Regions from separate parts of the Homo sapiens genome. Here region 1 is linked to region 2. Evidence: chromatin contacts called from ENCODE Hi-C or POLR2A ChIA-PET data. All regions are on one chromosome and are shown on one strand. Each heading gives the region's core, a stretch centred on a gene start or an enhancer-like site at or near the end of the contact. The rest is flanking DNA. Distances are from core to core; before and after follow the strand shown. Region 1 has its middle 33 kb from the start of SERBP1. Region 2 overlaps IL12RB2 (interleukin 12 receptor subunit beta 2).

The links. A loop is a pair of places that touch in the nucleus more often than their neighbours do. ChIA-PET counts read pairs that join two places held with the same protein, here RNA polymerase II (POLR2A).
Region 1: a map of right cardiac atrium shows a loop between it and region 2 (2.5-fold over the local background). The contact joins two enhancer-like sites. A Hi-C loop is called at or near these places in 2 of 168 maps with a recorded cell type or tissue (PC-3 and right cardiac atrium). POLR2A ChIA-PET finds 5 or more read pairs at or near these places in 7 of 52 experiments (B cell, H1, OCI-LY7 and 4 more).

Annotation. Positions count from the first base shown.
Region 1 is chr1:67,459,988-67,467,069 of GRCh38, forward strand. No RefSeq gene overlaps it. Among named protein-coding and RNA genes, the nearest start is that of SERBP1, 33 kb to the left of the region's middle. RefSeq lists an enhancer at 1,225-1,725. Within about 2 kb of position 1,397, at least 8 of the 41 ENCODE cell types and tissues checked have a DNase peak (open chromatin) inside an H3K27ac peak, as active enhancers do.
Region 2 is chr1:67,392,170-67,399,230 of GRCh38, forward strand. IL12RB2 (interleukin 12 receptor subunit beta 2) reads left to right here. Exons shown (of 17, transcript NM_001374259.2): 17 at 3,378-6,555. The coding sequence ends at 3,920. Among named protein-coding and RNA genes, the nearest start is that of SERBP1, 35 kb to the right of the region's middle. Within about 2 kb of position 1,327, at least 6 of the 41 ENCODE cell types and tissues checked have a DNase peak (open chromatin) inside an H3K27ac peak, as active enhancers do.

The DNA.
Region 1 (7,082 bases), core at 147-2,646, 68 kb after region 2:
GCATGTGGCCTCTGGGTTATTTCACAAGACACCTTCCCAGTCGCCCAGGCTAAAAGATTGGGGCTAATTTTCTTCACCTTCCTCTTCCCCTAACATCCCATTGGTTCTATTTAGAAACATGTTTGCATTTGCCACCTCCTTTCTATAACCACTGTCAGTGCTCTTTACCTTTCCCATCAGTTCAGGAGCCCCTAAACTAAAAAACACATTGACTATTAGCAGTTGTTACCTCTGGGTGAAAGATTAACAAGCTGTACATTATATAGCTAAAAATGTAAAAGATAGGCCAGCATGGTGGCTCATGCCTATAATCCCAGAACTTTGGGAGGCCAAGGTGGGTGGATCACTTGAGTTCGAGACCTGCCTGGCCAACATGGTGAAACCCAATCTCTACTAAAAATACACAGATTAGCCAGGCATGGTGGCGTGTGTCTGTTATTCCAGCTACTTGGGAGGCTGAGGCATGAGAATTGCTTGAACCCGGGAGGTGGAGGTTTCAGTGAGCCGAGATCGCGCCACTGCACTCCAGCCTGGGCAACAGAGTGAGACACCATCTCAAAACAAACAAACAAACAAACCCCAAAATGTAAAAGACTATATACATTATAGTCTTTGAAACTTTTAACTAGTATAAACATGCTTTGAAAATCAGAAAAAAATTTAATTATAAAAGGACATAGTAGAGCAATGTGTTATTCCAACAGGCCTGTTTGATGTGATAGGACAAGGATGGGATAGGCACATTTGAGAACAAACACATTTCTGTAAGTTTTTCTCATGTCACATAACCCAGAACCAAACTTTAGTTCCTGTAGTGGCTAACGCAGCACAACTGTCTTCTATAAATAGTCAGAAAAACTCAGTCTGGATTCTTATACAATATCATCTGACAGACATGATGGAAAAGGCATGTTACTAGAGGGCTGGGAGAAAGAGGAGTGAAGGAATGAGGAAAAAAGAAAGTCTTAAACCATTCCTAATATGAACTGATTTTTAGATCCTCAGTGTTAGACATGTGTAATAGGAACTGCCTTTATCCGAGACTCGCTGTTGAGACTCACTGGCTTACCATCACTGAGGAGTACCAGCAGCCCTCCCTGATTCACCTCTTTTTGCACGTATCACAGGTGCTATTTATGGAGCTGCCTGGGCAAGCTGCCTGGCCCCAGGGTCCAGCCCCAAGGAGGCCCTGCGTGCTTGGGGACAGGCTCTACTAAGGTTGGACAATTTTCAAAACTAGCCAACAGCTGCTACTGGGTTTTAAGAAAAAATGCCAACAGGGTAACGGGGAGGACAACACAGCAACTCTTGTGAAAAAAAGTTTTCATCTAGCCTCCTCACTTCCTATTGGATCCAGGCTGTAAATGGACCACACCCGCTTCCCATTAGCCCAAAGCCTGCAGGCTCAGGGGACCTGAGCGGGTAGCTTTGGGCTGCGAGTCAGTCTCCTCTTGGCTCAACTTCTCTGCAATTACTGCTTGTGGGGACTCTGGGATTAGGCCACAGCTTGTGTTTGCTTCTGCGGTCAAATGAGTTGCTGAGGCATGGGAGAAGGTACTAGAAGCATTTACCAAACATGCCTTCATTAATGAATACCTGCCTTAGCGAGAGCACCTGGATTGTATTTATAAAGAGCAAGGAACTAAGTAAATAAGACACACTCAACAAATGTCTGTTAAATGACTAGCAGAACACGGTGGTTAAGAGCATAGGCTCTGGAGATGGCCTCACTGGGATTCAAGTCCTGCTTAGCCATATGACCTTGGTAAAGTTGAAGCTTTCTAAGTAAGAACACCTGGTTTCTTGTTCAGACTCTAGTTTAATGACTGAGTGTGCAAGTCGTTGAACTTCTCTAAGTCTCAGTTTTCTCATTCATAAAGTGGGATAATTATACCTGCCTTGTCTAGCTTACAAGGTTGTCAGTGAGATCAAATGAGACAATGTCATAAAAGCCTTTTATAAGTTAGAATATCCTATACAAATGCAAGCTATTATTATGGATAATTCTAGTGACTAGTGAATAATAAACTGGTGGAACCAACAATCCCATTGTCACCAACTAAATCTTACAGAGCAATTTCCCAGTTCCACCCACTCTACCTTCTAGGCACTTCCACCTACTTCCTCCTATGACTTAAATAAATGACAAGAGAAAGAGAGTACCATAATAATTTTTCTAATTAACTTTCTCAATCAGAGTCCCATGAAGATGTGTGCCAAAGACAAGAGGAATGTGTAGCAGAGTGTTTATGTTTCTTTTAGGTCAGCTCTTTATTCCCCCACATATTTTTCACTTTGTTTGTCTCAGTGCTCTGAGACTGAGCTCATCTTCACTTTGTCTTCTGGGCATACATCAGCAGGTGAGGGTTCTGGTCTCTGTTTCGCCACAGTTGGCTATATGAGCATGCATGAGTTACATTCTTTTTACGCCCTCACTTTCTCCCATCTGCAAGACAGGGATTAAAGTAAATTACCCATTGGTCTTTTTCAGTCCTGTGGGTCTATAATTCTTTTAGAAGTGGGTTCCCTAACCCATCAACCCACTCTGAACATCTGAACAACTTTCCTTTTTTTTTTTTTTGGTAGAGACAGGACCTTTCTATACTGCTCAGGCTGATCTCAAACTCCTGGGCTTAAGCTGTTTTCCTATCTTGGCCTCCCAAAGTGCTGAGATTACAAACGTGAGCTACCATGCCTGGCCCAGACAACTTTCTTCAATCTTTTTGGTAGTAGGCCTGTGTAATTTGTGCTGGGGTAAGATTTAGTGCAAAAGAAAAAGTCACAAACACAGTAATAACAGAAGGTGTCTGCTAAGCTAAGCTTCTCTCCAAATCTTCCCATCCCGCACCCCCACTTTTTTTTTTTTTTTTTTGGAGACGGAGTCTCACTGTGTCACCCAGGTGAGAATGCAGTGGCTCATTGCAACCTCCGCCTCCTGGGTTCAAGCGATTCTCCTGCCTCAGACTCCTCAGTAGCTGGGATTACAGGCACACACCACCATGCCCAGCTAATTTTTGTATTTTTAGTAGAGAGGGGGTTTCACCATGTTGGCCAGGCTGGTCTTGAACTCCTGACCTCATGATCCACCCACCTCAGCCTCCCAAAGTGCTGGGATTACAGGCCTGAGCTACTGCGCCCAGCCTCCTCTCCCCTTCTGAAGCTTTCTCTAGAGTGGGTTAAAAAGAGAAAGCCCCTTTTTAAAGAGGTAAACGCCACAGTTGGGAAGTTGGAGTAGATTTGGATTGTGAAACTGGATTAGATCCTTAGCACATTTATATATATATTTTTGCAATTTGGGGCCAGCTAATTAGCTTGAATCTTGGTTTCCTCATCTTTAAAATGGGGCTAACATCTGCCTTATTTACTTTATAGGCTTGTTGTTAGGAGTAAATGAAACATAACGTAAAAGCACTTTGTCGTCTTTATTTGCAATACAACAGAGGTTGATTCTGGCATCTGAGGGCATAACTGGGAACTTAGATCTATGCAGACCAAAAACCAAAAATAGAATCACCATTGCACAGAGCCTAGAATAAAAGCATTACTAGCTGCCTACCCATCCTTCCCTCTCCACAGTAAATTTTTCCCAGGACCTTTGCATTGAGCTACTTGCTGAATATTCTTATTCTCAGATGATTCAGACCTGCTTTCTTTAAAATGCCTCATATGTCTAACACGTAACTACCACTGTATTTAGAAACCTCTGAGCAGAGCCACGGAATCTGGAACTGCTTCCCGCAGCCAAGCTCCATAGGTACACGACACAACTGCCAGCTGCTTTTCATTGCAAATCAGCTTGATCCAATTGCACTGACAGCGACAGGCTGAATGTAGGCCAGCAGCAGGGGTTCATACTGGCTGAATGTAAGCCAGCTCATATACTTGAAGAGGACTAGCTAGGACAAGTCACTTCACCACTTAGCATAATTACCTTTAATGGGTTTAGGGCTGTCTACCTGGAGGAAGTGAACGACTTACGAGATTCTATGAACCTATTTTCCTCTTCCCAGTCCACACTCTCTCACCTGAGTGATCTCATTTTTTCCCAGCCTTTTCTGATGACTTCTACATCTCTATCCTGAATCTAGATGTCTCATCTCTGGTCTAAGCTATCATCTGTCCACCGCTTGTCTTACCTGGATGTCCCACTGTCACCTCTAACTCAACAGGTTCCAGGTGGATGTCCTCATCCACATATCCACAAACCAGCTTCTGCCCTCCTTCTGGTACTTTCTTTCCAGTGATCTCTATCTTAGTGAATGACACTTCATCCACCCAGTCATCTAAACAAAGGGATGGCCCTTGAAATCTCCCTCCTACAGCCCATCTTTCATCAAGCCTTAGCAATTGTACTTCCTCAATATCTCTGGAATTTATCTACTTCTCTCCATCCCCGCTGCCACTAGCTAAATTCAGGGTGTGATTATCTTTTACCTGAATTATTGCAAGAGCCTTCCAACTGGTTTTCTCACTCCTACTCCAGCCCTCCCCCCACCAATCCATGTTCCACAACAGGGATGTTCTGAAGTTTGCAAGTCTGATCAGGCCACGGATTTCCTTGCTCAAATGTTTAAATAGCTTTTCAGTCCTTAGGGAAGAAAACTCAAGCTCCTTGACATGGCCTTCCAGGCCCAGCGTAATGTGCCAAGCTTACTTCTCCAGCCTCACTTTTCATCATTCCCTCCCTTTCATCTATGTTCTGGTCCAGTGGCTCTCATCTCAACCTGGCTGCACATTAAAGTCACCTGGGAAGCTTTTAAAACATACCCAAGGCTGGGCTCTATCCAAGACCAATGAAACCAGAACCTCTGGCCGTGGAGCCCTAACAGGCTGCTTCTGAGTTCCAGCAGAGCAACACCCACTCTCTCATCTTTTATCCTTTGCACACACTCTTGGCTTTGACTGAGATACTTTCCCTTGACCTCGCTTCCCCTCCTGCCACCTGGCTGACTCATTCATCCATCAAGCCTCAACTGGGGCATCACGTTGTGCCCCAAGAAGCCCTCCACCAGCCTGGTGCTCCGGGTCTGGGTTAGTTGCCTCCCACATGTGCTTCCAGAGAGATTGCTCTGCATTTTGCCTACTGGCCGTAGCACCTGTCATCCTATACCATCCTTGCCTGAATGCTCTGCTGGACTTGAAACTATGAGAGCAGGGCTGGGCCTGCCTTGCTTCCCCCTGAACCCCCAGCATCTAGCACAGTGTCTGCACATAGTGTGTGCTCACAGTGTTTATGGAAATCACTAGTTAGTTTTATAGAGTGACCCTGGTTACTCCGGACTTGCCAGTCCTTTGTAGTAGCAAGGTCTCTAGTCATATCCATTTCTGAGTTCCTTTATTCACTCATCTGTACATTCTCTTAACAAAATTTGAGAATCTGGTATATTATAGGTACTAATCATTTCAAAATAAAATTGGACTTTTTCAAGTTAAAAATTCTTCACTATTGGGATCTGAGATATATCTGAGGCGAGGCAAGGAAAGGATCTCACAATTTCAGTTTGCCTTGGTCACAGAACCACAGCCAAAGACCTAGGCAGCTTCCTGTTTGTGTTCGCCTTACTCTTCTTCCTTACAGGGAACCAGGCCAGGAATGACAATCATTTCCAAGGACTGCCTCTCCGGATGCTTGAGACCTTGAACAAGAATGACTAAAAAATTGAAGGGATTATAGTAAGCCCTGAGTTGATGATGAAAACAGGTAAACACTGGCTTCTTGAGCAGCCAATAAGGGAAAACACAGGTGTACATCATCCCAACCCACCCTGCTCGGGGAGCCTCTATCCCCACCAACAGCTTTAGAGGCCCACCTGCAGAAACCAGACAGCCAGAGCCCTGGGACTATAGTGAGGTTAGTGTGTATGATTCCCAGGGAGTGTGGAAATTCCTCAGCTCTTCTCCAACCTGCACAGAACTGGTTTTACGCATCAGAACTCTGTATCATCACCAAGAAGACCTGGTGAGATCCCAGCTTCACCTCATATAAGTGAACCAAGGAGAGTAAAACTAACCAAATGCAAGTGGAAGGGGAGAGGGAGAAGAAAGGGTAGGAGGCAGAGGCAAGAAGAAACCTAAATCATAATAGTGGTAGTAGTAAGATTGGCTAACATTTAGTGAACACTTACACTGTGCCAAGCATTGTGCCTTACATTCAGCCCTTACAAAGAGACCTCAAACTCTGATCACTGCTGTGGATACAACCCTGTGTTCTTAGCCATGATGCCAAAATCTGTGCCGGGAATCAAGTCAAGAGAAGGCTAATGGCTTGGAGATGTGAGGAAAATGGAGCAATTGGATTGTCTGCTTTCATGGAGGTGGGGTAAAGGAGGCTTGGAAAAGATGGGGGTTTTGAAGAACAGAGAAATTCCAAGCTGGAGATGGTTGAATGAGAGCCCCAGATTATGATGATGAAGGCTGGAATATGACTATGCTGTACCTGGATGGCTACGCTGTGCTGTGTAGAAGGAAGATGGGAAGTGATCAAATGTCACTGAAGTAGAAGATGAAGTCATCAAAGATGGTTGGGTTGGTGGGAAGAACAGGAGGATAAAAATTTCATTCTTCTTGGCTGGGAATGGTAGCATACACCTGTAATCCCAGCATTTTGGGAAGCTGAGGCAGGCGGATCACTTGAGGCCAGAAGTTCAAGACCAGCCAGGCCAACATGGGGAAACTCTGTCTCTACAAAAATATAAAAAATTAGCCGGGTGTTGTGGCACACACCTGTAATCCTAGCTACTCAGGAGACTGAGGCAGGAGTATCACTTGAACCCAGAAGGCAGAGGCTGCAGTGAGCCAATATCACACCACTGCCCTCCAGCAGAGTTTCATTCTTCTTGTCAGTTTGAGCTCTGCTGTGTGATAGGCAATACACTAGACTCTGTGGATACAGAGGTGGACAGGACAAATAGGGCCCTGTGAACATAGAGCTTATGTTTTGTAGGAGTGACAATCATCAGCAAACAAGTATGCAAGAAAGATGCCACATAACGTTAAGTGTCGGTAAGTGACAGAGTGGGCACTGCAGATTGGGTGGTTCAGGAAGGCCTCCTTGAGAAGGTGACATTTAAGTGGGATACCAA
Region 2 (7,061 bases), core at 77-2,576:
AAGACAGGAGGAAGGTGATAGAAATTGGTATACATATGCCCAAAGTTGTGTAGTATAAGTGTATTCATTGCAGCATTATCAATAGAAGCAAAAACTCGGGCATAATGTAAAGGTGCACCAGGATGCAAATTAAACTTTTTGGGTACATCCATACAATAGGGTATTAGGCAAAAACTAAAAAAATGACATAGATCTATATGTGCCTAAAGATCTACAAGATACTTAAAAGTAAAAAGAGCAATATTTATCACAATTGTCCAAAGTGGGTTTATTTATATAAAAATGAGGGCGATTTTACACACACTCATACATCTGCAGCATGGGCACAGGATATTTCTGGAAGCCCACTATGATACATATGAAATGGATACTGGTGGTTGCCTCCAGGGAGAGGGTTGAGAGTATGAAGGCCACTTAATTTTCATTACATAGTCCCTTTGAACTTTTAGATATCTTTTTTTTTTTTTTTTTTTTTTTTTTGAGACGGAGTCTCGCTTTGTTGCCAGGCTGGAGTGCAGTGGCACTATCTCGGCTCACCGCAAGCTCCGCCTCCTGGGTTCACACCATTCTCCTGCCTCAGTCTCCTGAGTAGCTGGGACTGCAGGGGCACGCTGCCACGCCTGGCTAATTTTTTTGTATTTTTTTAGTAGAGATGGGGTTTCACCATGTTGGCCAGGCTGGTGACCCCAAGTGATCCACCCGCCTCAGCCTCCCAAAGTGTTGGGAGTACAGGCATGAGCCACCACACCTGGCCTAGAATATCTTAAGAAAACTGTGTGCATATAATTTTTTTGCAAAAATAACCAGTGAATTAGAAAATTTTAAAAATTAAGCAGCTTAAATATGGCCTCGAGGATGAAAGCCTTGAGACGGCCTTAGAACCCCATGTGGCTTGACCCTTGAAGAAGGTGGACTGTTTTTAGAAAGGAAACTGCTCTCCAGGTGCTAGGCAGAGGCAGACAACAGAAACACAATAGTGTGTCCTCCCCTCCTAGCAAATGTGCTTTGAGCTATCAGGCCTTCCCTCCCCTACTGTTTCTTAAGATGTGGCTACACCACCATGTGCCCTAAAGCTCTGAAGGAAAAGGCCAAATCATAAAGGGGATTGCTGGAGTGTTATCTAGCTTGTAAAAGCTTAAAATAGTGTCCATGAGGTTCCTGAACTGATAGTGGTTTAAGAGGCCTGCCCCCGAGGACTTGGCAGCCAGAGGGCCCGCTTTGTAAAAGCCGTGAGAGTTGCTCTCCTGACGGCAGAGCAAACACCTCACCTTGTGAAAACGACAAGCCATTTCCGCACAGGGTGTAATCTTTCCCACATCTGTGGTAGCAGCACTTTGGCGGCTCAGCTTCCCAGAGCTGCCAGCTGTGTTCCGAGCCAGACCCACGTGCCAGGGCCAGTTTGGGTAGTGATCAGAAAAGAGCAGTCTCCCCGAAGTGAAACGCAAACACACATCCTCTAGCTTGGCGGGGCCCTTTGTGGAAATCTGTTCTGAGACAGTGCCATTGTTCACTTTCCTGACACTTGCCATGTCCAAGGCAAGGGAGGGGATGTAAGAAGAAGATCCAGACCAAACCCCTCTTGCACAACTTGTCATTGGACAAATGAGAGAACTGAGATCCCAGAGAGGTTGGTTGGTTTTTCCCAGGCTACAGTGTTGGAGTTGGGACTAGTCCCCAGGGTGTGCCTTGTCCCACGGCTATTTTTTGTCATCCTACTCCTCCTGTAAGACATGGTCCCTGTGCACACATGGCTTACAGACATATAAAAAAAGTGACAGCACAAAGTATCACATGCCAAGAACCTAACAGTGGTTTCTTCACTGAACAGGCATCCAGGGAAAGGAACAGTCACCAGGGGCCTCATGGAAGGAGAAGGCACGAAGCAGGGGACAGTGGGAGGCACACACAAGCAGGGTGAAGGCCGGCAGTGGAAGCAAAAGTGTGTGGGGCACTGAGAGAAGGGCATGATTAGTAAGACCGGGACAGTGGTTGAAAGAGCAGCTTCTGAAGAGAAAGACAGAGAGGTGGAGGAAGGGCAGGAACCAATTGCCAGGCCAATGCTGGAATCTTGACTGTGCATGTAAGCCAAGTCAGCAGAGGCTCTGGACCCTCTGCTTGGGAAAGATCAGGCAGCCAGTGTGTAGGATTGTTTCTAGGATGCAAAGAGACCCCAATTAAAGCCCAGTTTTTTAAAAATGTTAATAAAGTGCCAAGGACTTGGACTCAGGAATTGGCAGCAAGTTCGGAAAGGAAAGAGATAGGACATTGAAGAGCTGGTCACCGGCAGAATGCTAAGAGAAAATAAGTGAGAGAATTAATTAAGTAACAAAAGTATAAGCTAATTTTGTCTGTTACAAACAAAATTAGCTAAAGGCAAAAAAAGATGAAAATTTCTTCTAAAAATGTTATTCCAAAGTAGTCTTTCTTAAAAGCAGATCTGACAAGGAATATTACCTTGCCTGAAACCTTTCGGTAGTTCTCTCAAGGCACAAACACCCTTGCATCACTTAAAAGGCCCTGTGTGATGTGACCGCCTCCTATTTCTGAAGCCTCGGGTTACCAGTCATAAGAAATAACTAGCAGGTTCCAAAATACACCAGTCCTCCTTGCCAGCACCTCCCTACCTGGAAAACACCACACATCTCTCAGGACTCAGCTCAGCTCTCGTGTCCCTTCATCACCTGTTTAGTGTGATCCTAAAGGCTTCACTGCCTCCTCCCCAAGACAGAAGCAGTCTCAGCCTTTCCTTTGCATCTCCAGTGCCCTCTGTCCTCAAGGAAAAGCAGGTAGTATAGCTTGGTTCACATTAGAAACGGGGCTGGGCATGGTGGCTCATGCCTGTAATCCCAGCACTTTGGGAGGCCAAGGTGGGTAGATCACTTGAGGTCAGGAGTTCGAGACCAGCCTGGCCAACATGGTGAAACCCTGTCTCTACTAAAAATATAAAAATTAGCCAGGCATGGTGGCACATGCCTATAATCCCAGCCACTCGGGAGGCTGAGGCACGAGAATTGCTTGAACCTGGGAGGCGGAGGTTACAGGGAGCCAAGATCATGCCACTGCACTTGAGCCTGGGTGACAGAAGGCGACTTCGTCTCAAGAAAAAAAAAAAAAAGAAAGAAAGAAACAGGTTGAAGGTTGAGCAGGGCTGTGAATCACTCACTGGCTGGGGGTTGAGAGGAGTCTCTGGCTCCTGCCCCTCTGCCTCCCCAACAATGTTAACTGTTTCTCTTACCTCGCAAACTCCAGTGCCCAACATGTTCCAGCCAGGGCTGAGGAGACAGTGCAGGTTGTGAGGCCTTTGGGAACCCTGGAGAAATAGGTTGTGAAGGTCACTTCTACAGCAGTGTGAGCCTCTTCCTCCTCCTTTCTCTCAGGAGAAGACACAGCTGCCCTTGGACAGGCTCCTGATAGACTGGCCCACGCCTGAAGATCCTGAACCGCTGGTCATCAGTGAAGTCCTTCATCAAGTGACCCCAGTTTTCAGACATCCCCCCTGCTCCAACTGGCCACAAAGGGAAAAAGGAATCCAAGGTCATCAGGCCTCTGAGAAAGACATGATGCACAGTGCCTCAAGCCCACCACCTCCAAGAGCTCTCCAAGCTGAGAGCAGACAACTGGTGGATCTGTACAAGGTGCTGGAGAGCAGGGGCTCCGACCCAAAGCCCGAAAACCCAGCCTGTCCCTGGACGGTGCTCCCAGCAGGTGACCTTCCCACCCATGATGGCTACTTACCCTCCAACATAGATGACCTCCCCTCACATGAGGCACCTCTCGCTGACTCTCTGGAAGAACTGGAGCCTCAGCACATCTCCCTTTCTGTTTTCCCCTCAAGTTCTCTTCACCCACTCACCTTCTCCTGTGGTGATAAGCTGACTCTGGATCAGTTAAAGATGAGGTGTGACTCCCTCATGCTCTGAGTGGTGAGGCTTCAAGCCTTAAAGTCAGTGTGCCCTCAACCAGCACAGCCTGCCCCAATTCCCCCAGCCCCTGCTCCAGCAGCTGTCATCTCTGGGTGCCACCATCGGTCTGGCTGCAGCTAGAGGACAGGCAAGCCAGCTCTGGGGGAGTCTTAGGAACTGGGAGTTGGTCTTCACTCAGATGCCTCATCTTGCCTTTCCCAGGGCCTTAAAATTACATCCTTCACTGTGTGGACCTAGAGACTCCAACTTGAATTCCTAGTAACTTTCTTGGTATGCTGGCCAGAAAGGGAAATGAGGAGGAGAGTAGAAACCACAGCTCTTAGTAGTAATGGCATACAGTCTAGAGGACCATTCATGCAATGACTATTTCTAAAGCACCTGCTACACAGCAGGCTGTACACAGCAGATCAGTACTGTTCAACAGAACTTCCTGAGATGATGGAAATGTTCTACCTCTGCACTCACTGTCCAGTACATTAGACACTAGGCACATTGGCTGTTAATCACTTGGAATGTGTTTAGCTTGACTGAGGAATTAAATTTTGATTGTAAATTTAAATCGCCACACATGGCTAGTGGCTACTGTATTGGAGTGCACAGCTCTAGATGGCTCCTAGATTATTGAGAGCCTTCAAAACAAATCAACCTAGTTCTATAGATGAAGACATAAAAGACACTGGTAAACACCAAGGTAAAAGGGCCCCCAAGGTGGTCATGACTGGTCTCATTTGCAGAAGTCTAAGAATGTACCTTTTTCTGGCCGGGCGTGGTAGCTCATGCCTGTAATCCCAGCACTTTGGGAGGCTGAGGCAGGCGGATCATGAGGTCAGGAGATCGAGACCATTCTGGCTAACATGGTGAAACCCCATCTCTACTAAAAATATTTTTAAAAAAAATTAACTGGGCGTGATGGCGGGCGCCTGTAGTCCCAGCTACTCGGGAGGCTGAGGGAGGAGAATGACATGAACCTGGGAGGTGGGGCTTGCAGTGAGCCACTGCACTCCAGCCTGGGCAACAGAGCAAGACTCTGTCTCAAAAAAGAAAAAAAAAAAAAAGAATGTACCTTTTTCCTAGATTTGCTGGTTTATTGTTTTATTTTGGCTTCATCCTCTTTCAGCAAATCAAGGGCAGCTGGATGGTGAAGACCTATATTGTAAACTCACCATAGTACCATAGTACCTTGGGCAACCCAGCCTCCCACTCTGAATCTCGGGTGTCTTGTAAAGGGCTGGACCAAAGGCTCCCTGACCCCTTGTTTCCTCTCCTTTTTGCTGCAGCAGGCCCTGCCTTCAGGACCAGGGCTGTCTCAGGGTCTAAGACCCCAACCTCTGAGGTTGTCCTCAGAAGTGGTCTGTCCCCTGTTCCCAAAGGCACAGCTTTCATTCCCGGAGAAGATATTGAGCTGGTCCTCTGCCAGCTCAAGTTGAGCCTGGAAGATAACTCTCTTTTCCACAACATGGACTTGGAACATGATCCATGTTTTGCTCTTTAAAGCTGTGGCCCCTGGCTTGCCACCCTCCCTAGCCCATTGCTGCCTCTGTCTCTTCACCATAGGCACTTCTGCCAAACTAGTGGAGAAGTCTTGGTCTAAACTGCTAATAATGCTCTTCCCTAAAGAACAGGATAAAAGATCCAAAATACTTTTTCTTAAATTCCTGTCAAGCCTGGGGTCCACCCCGTACCCCTTCCCACATGAACGCTGGAACTGAGATGGCTTCCCCATCATCGTCTGGATTTTCATTTAACAAAGTACTTGTTGTAAATGTGTACTTCTTGCCTAACGTGAGGAACTAAAAACTTGTCCATGCATACCCCAGTCCTGTAGAAATAACTGTTCTCGGGCTTTAGGTTTTCCAGATTTCCCTCAGAGCTCTAGAAACTGAGCGATGGACAGTTGCTCTGCTTCTTCAGGTTGGAACTCTTGATACATCCTTGTTTCCTGAAATTCCAAACTTAACACCTATAGTTCTCTCAGGCTTTTTTTGAAAAGTTCCTTCGTTTCTATTTCTATTCCACTCTATTTAGCTATTATTGTGCGGCACCCCCAATGGTTCCTTTCCTCTCAGCATCGCTGTAGCTTGCCTGTACCCAGGACATGCCCTTGACTGGCACAAACCGTGACAGACATGCCCTTGACTGGCACAAACCATGACAGACAAGGCCACCTCCTCAGAAGCGGAACAACCTATTATCTTTTGGCAATGGGAGCTAACTTCACTGTTTTCTTACAATACCTGGTTTTTCCTATCTTTGGTTTCCTTTTGATTATCTCTCATCCATCTCAGCCACTATTCTCCTCCCCTCCCTTGTGTCTACAACACCCCATTTTACCAAGTCTCCCATTTAACCTCCCCATCCTTTTCTTTCCCTTAAAGTCTCATATGATACTGCAGTCCTCATTTGTCTTCCCAAAAAAAAAAAAGAATTTTTTTTTTTTTAAGGAATCCTTCCTTGACTCCTAAAGACTCCTAAGGATGCTGAGGCCTCCTCAGCATGATTTCCATATACTTACTTTCTCTGTTGGACTGCAGACAACTTGAAAGCAGGAACTTTGGCAGTGTTTCCCCAGCACCAGCATCATGCCTGGTCCATAGTAGCTACCAATAAAAAAGTAAGCATCATGAACCCAAAAGTATCTGAGAAAGGTCTCAATTAATTTAAAAAGTTTTTATTTTGCTAAGGTTAAGGACACACATGACCCACCCTCAGAAGGTCCGGAGGACATGTGCCCAAAGTGGTTAAGGCACAGCTTGGTTTTATACATTTTAGGGAGATATAAGACATCAATCAACATATGTAAGATGTACATTGGTTGGGTCTGGAAAGGCAGGATAACTCAAAGTGGGGGCTTCCAGGTCATAGGTAAATAAGAGACAAAAGATTGCATTCTTTTGGGGTTTTGATCAGCCTTTTACTAAATACACAATTTACATGTGAGAAGGAGGTAGCTCAGGTGAACAGAGGGATGACTTTGAGTTCTGTGTATCCTTTGTCCCACACTTGTGAAGATCAGCTATGGTGAAATTCAACAGAACTGTTTTAGAGTAAAGATCTTGAAGCCCTCGTAGGCAAATTGTGAGGAAAGTATGCAGTTTTTCGGGGGAGAAGGGGAATAAAATGGGAGGCAGCTTTGCCTGA